Linked DNA regions of Mus musculus: region 2 is linked to region 1. Evidence: chromatin contacts called from ENCODE Hi-C or POLR2A ChIA-PET data. All regions are on one chromosome and are shown on one strand. Each heading gives the region's core, a stretch centred on a gene start or an enhancer-like site at or near the end of the contact. The rest is flanking DNA. Distances are from core to core; before and after follow the strand shown.

Region 1 (4,839 bases), core at 1,228-3,727:
TCCCCCATGTGATGAGAGTAAAGGCATGCACCATTACACTGGGCTAGAGATTTGTTTTTATTTATATGTATGTATATGTGAGCACATGTTACCTGTATGCAGTTGTCCTTGGAAGGCAGAAACGACCGTCAGATCCCATGTAGCTGGAGTTACATGCAGCTGTAAACTACCAGACATGGGTGCTGGGAACTGACGTTCTCTGGAAGAGCAACAAGTGCTCTTAACCACTGGGTCATCTCCAGCCCCACAAATAAAACTCTTAAAGCAGCACCGGATCGGATTATTTACTCGTAGTTTTCCCTCTTGCACTCCACTAAACTCCACTGTGGTACACAATGCTCTACAATCCTTGCCTAGCACATAAGGATCACTACAAATCTTTTACTAGTAATATGATTTCCAGTTGGAGGCAGGGATGTGGTTCACTGATAGCAGTAGTCACAGAACCCTAGTCTCATCCTACAAGGACAGAAAGGAAGGACTAGTGACTTAGCTCAGTGGGTAGGGGTGCTTGCCACTGAGCCCAAGTTCAATCCCCAGCACCATGCAAGAGAAGGAGAAATTAAGTTTTACAAATGGCCCTCTGTCCTCCATACATGCACCTTGGGTGCCCACACATATACACATAATAAATAAATAAATTTATTACATTTATTACTTTGGGGAAGGGGCAATGTGTTGGGACACATTTTGTGGTCAGAGGACAATCTACATAGCTGGCTAAGTCCTTCTACATGGCCTGGGGATTGAACTCAGGTCTTCAGATTTGGCAAGAAGTGCCCTCATTTCCCAAAGCATCTCGCAAGCCCTGTAATATGAGGAATTTTTAACTTTGTTTTGTTTTGCTTTTTTACAGAGTCACACTATCCCAGGCTGGCCTCAAACTCATTACATAGTAAGGAGTGACCTGGAGTTTCTGAGTCCCTTCTTGCACCTCTCTTATGCTGAGTGGGATGGGACCACCACCATACCCAGTTATGAAGTACTGGGATTGAACCCAGGATTCTTTGCACGTTGGTGACAAACATGCCCTAATTTTAAATTTTAAATAAGAAAAGGAAAGAAATTGCCTACTGTTCTCAATCAAAAACACTGATATTTCTGCATCTAAAAAAAGTCAATTGCCACATTTAACAGACTAACAAGAGGCCTTGAGACACAATTACTACAGTTGCTGGTTTCTGTCTTTGAAAATACTCCAGATCACTCTTACGTATCCCTAGTAGAAACCTCATGGTTACAGACTGCTATTCCTTTTTAAATTTCCCATCTCTCCCTAAAATACACACACACACACACACACACACACACACACACACACACACACAAGTAGAGAACACAAATGTCTATAATAAAAACTGTACAAATGCCACAGCCACACATTAACTTTGTTTTAGAGAACTCAGATCTTTTTATAAGCAGCCCCTGAATTTGCAAAATAAAAGTCTTGTTTTGAGGCAGTACTCTCAGCTCACTTTATGAAATACCTTCAGCTAATCTAAGGCAAAGTAACAGATTTTCTGATTGGTACAAGCTTCATGGTAAATGATTGCACTACGGTATACAGATAGCATGCTATTTTAGAAAATGTCATGACTCAGTTAAGAATAGCTCTGCTCTTCAAACAATGGTGATTATGTGGAAATGACGCTTAGATAACTTATTTACATAGTAAACAGAAGTTAGAACTTTCTCTAACAATACAGGCGAATCAGTAGTAGCTTTGGGATAAAGGTTTACCAGGGTGCCTACTGTACTAGGCACTTAGTAGTTTTACAAACTACACATGCTCCGGGGTGCATGTGTGTGTGTATCAAACAACAATGCCTGACATTTGTAGAACACTGTCATTCCTCTCAGAACATGAGAACCCATGAGCGTCCCAGTTTTGCACTCCGGGGACACACACCTCTTAGAGTTAACCCTGACGGAGGTGTGACGGTTTGTTTGCGGCTCTGAGCTCCAGAGCGAAGCCTTTTGACTCACAATCTAATCATCATCTTCTCTCCTGGTTACTCCACAGTCCTACTCCAGTCCCACTGTAGGAATTTTATCTTAAAAAACTACTTGACGACTTCCTCTATCGTGCCTGCCCCGTAGTTCCGAAGCAAAGCGCGCGAACACACGCTTTACCGCTTGTCTGAAGTGCTCCGTCCGGGCACGTCCAAGTTCAAGACCGCCTGATAGGCGCGTTTCCTCGCGGCGGCGAGCGCCTGGGCTCCCCGGCCCTGCACCCCCGACCGCGCCCGCGGCTCGCAGGCTGACACCCGCCTTCCCCTGGCCCGAGGTACCCAGCTCTCGGCTGACCACGAACACACGGGACGCCATGGGGCGACGCCAACAGCTGAGCGGCAGAGGCCCCATGGCCCCACTCCCTCGCTGCATCCCGTCGCCTACCTGCCTGGGCCGCGACGCCGCCTCGCGCAGGGATCCCAGACTCGCGTCGGTGGCCTCTGGGATCCAGCGCCCACATCTTCGTCCCGCCCCCACAGGTTCCGCAGTCCCCGCCCTCCAGGCTAAGACACGCCCTCTTTTGCCTGGGCACGCCCCCGAGCTCACCCAGTAAGGCTCTGTCCTTCCAGGGCTCTCCTCAAGGCTCGGAACCCACGCCAGGCGGTCTCTCCGCCCCCAGCGCTGGGGTACCAGTGTGCGCTGCACCGCGCTGGTTCCACGGTGCAGCCCCTGCCCAGGCCTGGAGCCAAAGCTCTATCTCCGGATCTACGGTCTGTGCGACTACACGAGACAGACCTTTACAGCAAGGCAGAGCCTAGTAGAACCAGAGGAGCCAAACAGCAACTTCTTTAAGAAAACCCCAAAGCAGCTCAGGGAGCAAACATTCATCGGGAATGCCAGCTAGTAAAGAGATGCCAATAACGCACCTGGCCCCGGGTTTGGAATCACAAGCCGGATGCCTTTGGTGCCTAGTCCGGGTGCCGACTGGGTTGCCACACCCACTTGAGACTCACGCTTAAATTCTCCCTACCACACGATCTTGCTCAGGTATGCACATGGCTCTGTGCCTGCTGCAAGAATAGCCCAGTTTCACTCTGCGAGACTGGGATGAGTGGAACCTATTTCCCAGCACGATCTAACTGCCCCACCTCACCGCGCCCCGCCCCACTCCACCCCACCCACTCCATCCGACCTTGTGTCTGGTAACCAAACTTCCCTGGCTTGTTCACACAGAGGTACCAAAATAGAAGACTGCCACAGAGAGGTGTTTAATTACACATCGCGGATGACTGTCACCAGCCAACTCAACCAAGACTTGGAAAAAAAAAAAAAAGTCCCAATCCCTTGTGAAGCTATGAGGTGGGGACATGAGGTGGGGACAGTAAAAGGATTACTTTCTACCTGAGGGAGAAGTATTGACAATTCCTTTAAAATACTCCAGTGAGGAAATAAATGTAAATATGGTTTGGAATACATTGCAAACTCCATTGATCCCTTACCTAATGTGTATGTCTTTAAATGTAGACATGTGTGTTCTTTATTATTTTTCAAACTTCTTATCCTCCTACCCCTGCTTCTGGGGTGCAAGCATAGTCCTGAGCCAACACAAGTGGCATTTAATCTAGTCTGTTTGGAAAGTATCACAGATAGTTGTACAAGGTGAAATTCGGGACTAAAACAGCGTTTTTAAGATTTACATTTTGAAGTTTGCATCCACGAAGATTCTTTAGCAGGATGAAGATTTGAATTCCAAGATGAACGTTAATTAACATGCATGTGTTCTACTGCCCTCTCATGGGTAGGATGGAGCTACACCTAATGGTGAGAGGTGTCCTTTAAGTCTGAAGATAATACATAGTAATTTGTATTATTTTAGTGACTAGGAAGCCAACATGAAATAAAATCAGGTCCTTGATAAATATTCCCCGAAAAGCAATTTGAACTTCAAGAATGGGGAAGAGGAGTCTTACCCCACAGCTAGTATGAGCACGTCCCAAGGGGCACACCTAAGCTCACGGCTACCTGTGCAGAAAGTGAAAACACTCAGGAATTTGCTCGAATTTCATTGTGATAAGTCTTGAGGGATGTGCTCTCCACACATCTCACAACCTCAGGGGTGAAAAACTTGAAAGTAGAATGAAATCTTTCTTATACTTTTGGTGTCCAAAAAAAAAAAAAATCTTTATGTTTAGTCCATAACCCCCTTTTTAATAAACAGTGAATTATCAACCCAACCACTAGATGGCAACACAGTTGTGTGTGAGCAAATATAATCTGGATAGCTGGAGCATCTCCTAACAGGAAGTACTCTCCCTCCCCTCCCCCTCCCCCTCTCCCTCTTTCCTTCTTTCCCCTCTCTCGTCTGTCTTCCTGTCTGTCTGTCTATCTATCTATAGATGGGGCCTCACTATGTAGCTTTGTCTGTCCTGGAACTCACTATGTAAAACAGGCTTATTTAAGCTCAGAGCCTCTGCCTCCAGAGTGTGGGACTGAAGACATGCACCACTGTACCTAGTAGGGATATTTCTAACACGTTTCAGAGGTCTCCTGCTTCAGCAAGCTAAGACTCCCCCACTAGGATAGCTCTTCCCTCAGTACTGCTCACAAGTGCTCATTTTCTTTCTTTATTTCTTTTCTTTTTTTTTTGGGGGGGGGGTGGTCCAACAGGGTTTCTCTGTATAGTCCTGGCTGTCCTGAAACTCACTCTGTAGACCAGGCTGGCCTCGAACTCAGAAATCTGCCTGCCTCTACCTCCCGAGTGCTGAGATTAAAGGCGTGCGCCACTACGCCCGGCTAAGTGCTTATTTTCTAAGCTTTCATATAACTGGTCTGGCCTTACCTAAGAAAGCCATGGTTGACTTATGCTTTGTCAAAAAACTTTTAAAT
Region 2 (4,839 bases), core at 1,609-4,108, 180 kb before region 1:
TGCCCAGTCCACACATTTTCTTCCCTAGAATTGGCAAAAGTTCTCCTAACCGGTCTTCCCACCTGCAGTCATGCCTCTCCTCATTCCTCCAAATGCGCTAAGCCATATTTTCTGGATCAAGACATGATTATTTTTCCTCTTGATATAAAAACTCTTCCAGAGTTGGGCTAGTTCAACTGACCATGAAGTCCCCACTCCCCATTCCATCAGCAGCACTGCATAAATCCAGAAGTTGTGGTGAATGAATGGCTGTACTCCCTGAAGTTAGACAAAAGCAATAGAATTAAAAGTTCAAGGTCACCCTATAGCCTAGGATAAAAGAGACCCTTCAGGAAGGTCCTCTGGTCTACAGGATAAATACCAAACAACCCTTTAGGACAGTCCACAATCCCTTCCCTGAAGTTCCAAAATTAATTCAAAAGCTTTGAAATAGGGCTGGTGAGATGGCTCAGTGGGTAAGAGCACCCGACTGCTCTTCTGAAGGTCCAGAGTTCAAATCCCAGCAACCACATGGTGGCTCACAACCATCTGTAACAAGATCTGACCCCCTCTTCTGGAGTGTCTGAAGACAGCTACAGTGTACTTACATATAATAAATAAATAAATCTTTAAAAAATAAAAAAGCTTTGAAATATAAACCTTTTAGCAAGCTCATCAGAACGCCTATTAGTTGTAGGATGTTATCTACCCATAGTATATTTATTTAATTTCTATATAGAAACACTTTCATAATGGGCATGTAGTACCCTGCTAGAGTACTACACAAGAGATCTTTCTAGGAAACAGAAAAATCCAATATGGCATCTCAAATCCAAACACAGTTTCCAGAAACTGGAAGGATGGACTTCCTTAACTATGTAGCCAATTAATCCAATCTAACTTCCAGTCATCTTACATACCATCCTTTAGTTAGAGTTGTAGAAAGTGTCCTGTGCTGGGAATACTGTCCGCCCCCGCGAAGTGGTCACTCAAGCTTTCCAGCCAGGCCTTCCTTCTAATGCCACAACCATGATACCCACACCTCTACTGCTTCAGGTGACACAGGGTTCCACTACTGGACTGAAGGAGTCCTCACTGAGCATTTTATTCAGTTCTAGCACAGTGCCCTGAATACTTGAGCTATTAATGCATAACAAATGAAATAACATAAGCCCAACTCTCCCTGACACTCTTCCCTTCCAAGTTCCTCTCTTCATCCTCAAATCCCAGGATTTCCCCTTAACCACGCAGGCCCCTCACAACTAATATCACTTACCAAGCTCCTCATCGCAATGTCACCCTAGTGCCTTCTTCTAACCCAAGGACTCCAATGTCTTTTATTACCATTTAATCGGTAGCTCTTTCTCTTAACCGAACAGGCCAATAAGCAATCCATTCCAACCCCTAGCTATCAACACTGTCGGACCAGGCCTTCCCACCCCAACTCACTTCTCACGGAGGGTTCGGTACACCCCTTTTCTGTCTCTTTAGTCCACCCTCTGCAGAAGCGCCTCAAACCTCCCTCTCAGCATCCCCTCCCCCAGCCCCTCGCAGCCGGCACCCCTCCCTTCTCTCTCCCCATATCTCCGGCGGTGCAGCTTCTCTGGTAACCGTCCCCGGGGCCGTAGCTTTCGTCTCGGAGACCTCTCTGCACTGCACCGTCCGAGCACCCTCGGCACCCCAAGCCGCCACACCAGATTCTCCCGGGTGCGGCCTGCTGCTCACCTTGCTGGACGTCACCGTTGCTGCCCCCAGGGATGGGCACGCTGAGCTGGCGCTCCGGCTCCGGCAGACAGCGCAGGCAGAAGGAGTGCAGGCAGGGGAGCAGCTTGGGCTCCGCCTCGCGCCGGCTCTGCAAGCTCTGCTGACACACCGCGCAGGTGTCCAGAAGCGAGGCTGGTGGTCCGAGAGGTGGCCCCGACGAGGAACCAGGAGCCGGGGCGGGAGCGGGGGCCGGGGCCGGGGCCGGGGCCGGGGCCGGGGCTGGGGCAGCAGCTGGAGCCGGCGTCGATGCCGCGCCTCCGGGGACCGCGGAGCCCACTGAGGCCGCGGGGACCGAGGCGGCCGGGGCCGAGCTTGAGGAGGCCGCGGCCACCCCCCCGTCGTCGGGCCCAGCCGCACCGCCCTCCGCGCCAGCCCTGCCGCCTTCCTCCTCCTCCTCCTCCACCAGCACCGCGGCGAGAGGCGGCTCCGCCTCCTGCGCCGTGGGCCCGGCGGCCCCGGCGGTTACCGGCGCGCTACCGCTGCCCCCGCCGCCACTCTCTGCCTCACCGCCGCCTTTGTTTTCCGCCATGTTTTCCTCTTTGAACCCGCCGGACCGCCCCGCGCCGCCCGCCGCTCGCGCCGCCGCCGCCGCCCCCAGCCTCAGCCGCAGCCACAGCAAGAGCGGCCGCCGAGAGCGAGCGAAGTAGCGAGCGAGCGAGCGAGCGAACGCACGAGAGCGCGCGCGCACGCGGCGCCCCCGCCCTCGCGTCGCGGGGCGGGAGGGGTGGGCACGCGCACGTACGCACCGACGTCCTCCGGAGGGAGGCGGGAACTCCGGCCGCGCGCGCTCGCGGGACAGACCGCGATGCAGCTCCGCGCCTCGGTGTGGTCTGTTGCCACCCGGCTGGAGTTGTGTAGCTCGGTAGGAGCTGGTGGAACTGGGTCTCTATGATGTGGCTGCTAGCGCCGAAGCCGCGGTGGTGCGGGAAGAAGGGAGGGAAAACATGCAGGAGTAGGAGGCCGGCTTGCGTTCGCCCCCGAGCGAGCGTCTCCACGGCGACGCCATCCCCAGCGACGGGCGCGCCACCGCGGAAGCTTCACCTGTCGCGCGCTTGGTCGCGGAGGCCTCCTACCGAGGAGGTGCGGACCACCTGGGTCTTCGCTGGGTGTTGCTGGACCGCGTTCTCTAGAGGGCTGTGACACCCGAGAGCGGCTGCGCAGAGTTCCCCCCACCACGTACACACACACCCCAAAAGTCTCCAGATATAGGCTCCTGCGGTGAGACAGAAGTCTTCTAATAGCTATTTTTAGCTTCTTAAGGTGATTCTCCAACGTTGCTACATACCTGAAAGCCAATCAAATGAGCTTTTTTCTAAACAGAGATGCCAGGGCCACACCCCAAAACAGAATCAGGAAGTTGAAAACCAGATGAATGTTGAAAAGTCCCTGCGGCTGATGTGCCAGTTTGGGAGACCATGTTTCTAACCAATATTATATCCCGAGAATCTCACTCGGCGTCCCCGGGTGGGCCAGCTGACTGTCCTCACCACCTCAATCTTAGAAGCTTTATGAAAGGGTTTTGTTTTGTTGGTATCGGGCCTCTCCGCCTCAGGCTGCCATCAGACCTTCATTTAGCCAGTGCTGCCAGAACAAGTGTAACTTGATATAGTGCCCACCTGTAGTCACCTGCAGGGAGACTGCTGAGTTCCTGGCCAGCTTAAGCATCAGGCTTCATAGGGAGACCTTGCCTCCAAAAAGAAATGGGGGAGGGGAAATGATGTAAGTGCAACAGCTGTTTTAATGTGAGTCTCACAAGCCCGTCCTAGACCGTAGTTATACAGGAAATTTATTTGGGTGAGTTTTTAAATTCACAGAAAAGCGTTTTTCATCAATTCCTTCAAAATCTCTTCTGACTTTCGTGTTAAGATAGAAACGTTGGGGTTCCTGCAGGAGAACAAAGAAACTCTCTGCCTTCAAGAAGTTGACAGTTTAGAGGATGAACATGGAGAGTATGTCGGGGGAAATGATAAATGCTTTGGAGTAAAAATAAGGCGAGTGTAAAGGATTTGTGCTGATTGAGCAAGGGCTCTGCTGATAAGGTGAAGAAACCTGGCTTGCACAAGAGTATTCCAGACAGGAGCAGGTGGCAAAAAACAAAGGGCCTAAGGCAAACAGAGACCCTGGAATTAGTGTGAGAGGAATGGCTTCAACAAGGAAAGGAAAAATAGGAGATAACACTTGTGGTCGTTTGAATAAAAATGGCCTCCATGTGGCCAGGCCTGGTGGCCCACGCCTTTAATCCCAGCACTCAGGAGGCAGAGGCAGGTGGATTTCTGAGTTCGAGGCCAGCCTGGTCTACAAAGTGAGTTCCAGGACAGCCAGGACTACACAGAGAAACCCTGTCTCAAAATAACCAAAAGAAAAAACAAAAACAAAGAATGGCCTCCATAGTTTCATTTATTTAAATGGTTGGTCACCTGGGAGCAGAACGGCTTGAAAGTATCAGGAGGAAGTATGTCACTGAGGTGTGCAAAGGTATGCAAAGAACACATTAACTTCCATATGCTTTGTCACTAAGTTCAAAAACCACAAGTATCAAAGAGAACAGGATTTCTGCATCTAATCATTATCTACCAGCTTTTCTGTATTTCCAGGACCACGGAGGAGGACATTGGTATTCCAGTAATAAATACAACAGTACATAAGCAGAAATTTCCAATTTACAAAGTGCTTTCAGACATATCCCTAACTTTTTGTTGTTGCTGTTGTTGTTGTTTTGGTTTTGTTTTTGGCTTTGGTTTTTCAAGACAGGTTTTCTCTGTAGCCCTGGCTGTCCTGGAACTCACTCTGTAGACCAGGTTGGCCTCAAACTCAGAAATCTGCCTGCCTCTGCTTCCCAAGTGCTGGGATTAAAGGCGTGCGCCACCATGCCCGGCATCCCTAACTTTTGCAATTAATAAAATATATACTAGCTTAAATAATAAGTAGATTTTTAATATTATATAAATATATTATAATGCATTGGCTATCTATTGCTAAACAATAAGGTAGTTTGTAATATTTTATTAAAATACTATGATTAGCATTATGGCCATCCTTTACATGTCTCTGTTCGGAGTATTTTTAAAAATGGAATTGCTGATCCACATAGTACGG

What was found. Hi-C counts contacts between places; a loop is a spot of excess contacts on that map. ChIA-PET counts read pairs that join two places held with the same protein, here RNA polymerase II (POLR2A).
Region 2: a map of heart shows a loop between it and region 1 (2.0-fold over the local background). The contact joins the promoter of Trim33 here to the promoter of Dennd2c in region 1. A Hi-C loop is called at or near these places in 1 of 37 maps with a recorded cell type or tissue (heart). POLR2A ChIA-PET finds 5 or more read pairs at or near these places in 2 of 5 experiments (Patski and embryonic stem cell).

Annotation. Positions count from the first base shown.
Region 1 is chr3:103,100,297-103,105,135 of GRCm38, reverse strand. Dennd2c (DENN/MADD domain containing 2C) reads right to left here and starts at 2,477. Exons shown (of 19, transcript NM_001384113.1): 1 at 2,398-2,477.
Region 2 is chr3:103,277,312-103,282,150 of GRCm38, reverse strand. Trim33 (tripartite motif-containing 33) reads right to left here and starts at 2,858. Exons shown (of 20, transcript NM_053170.3): 1 at 1,705-2,858. The coding sequence starts at 2,272.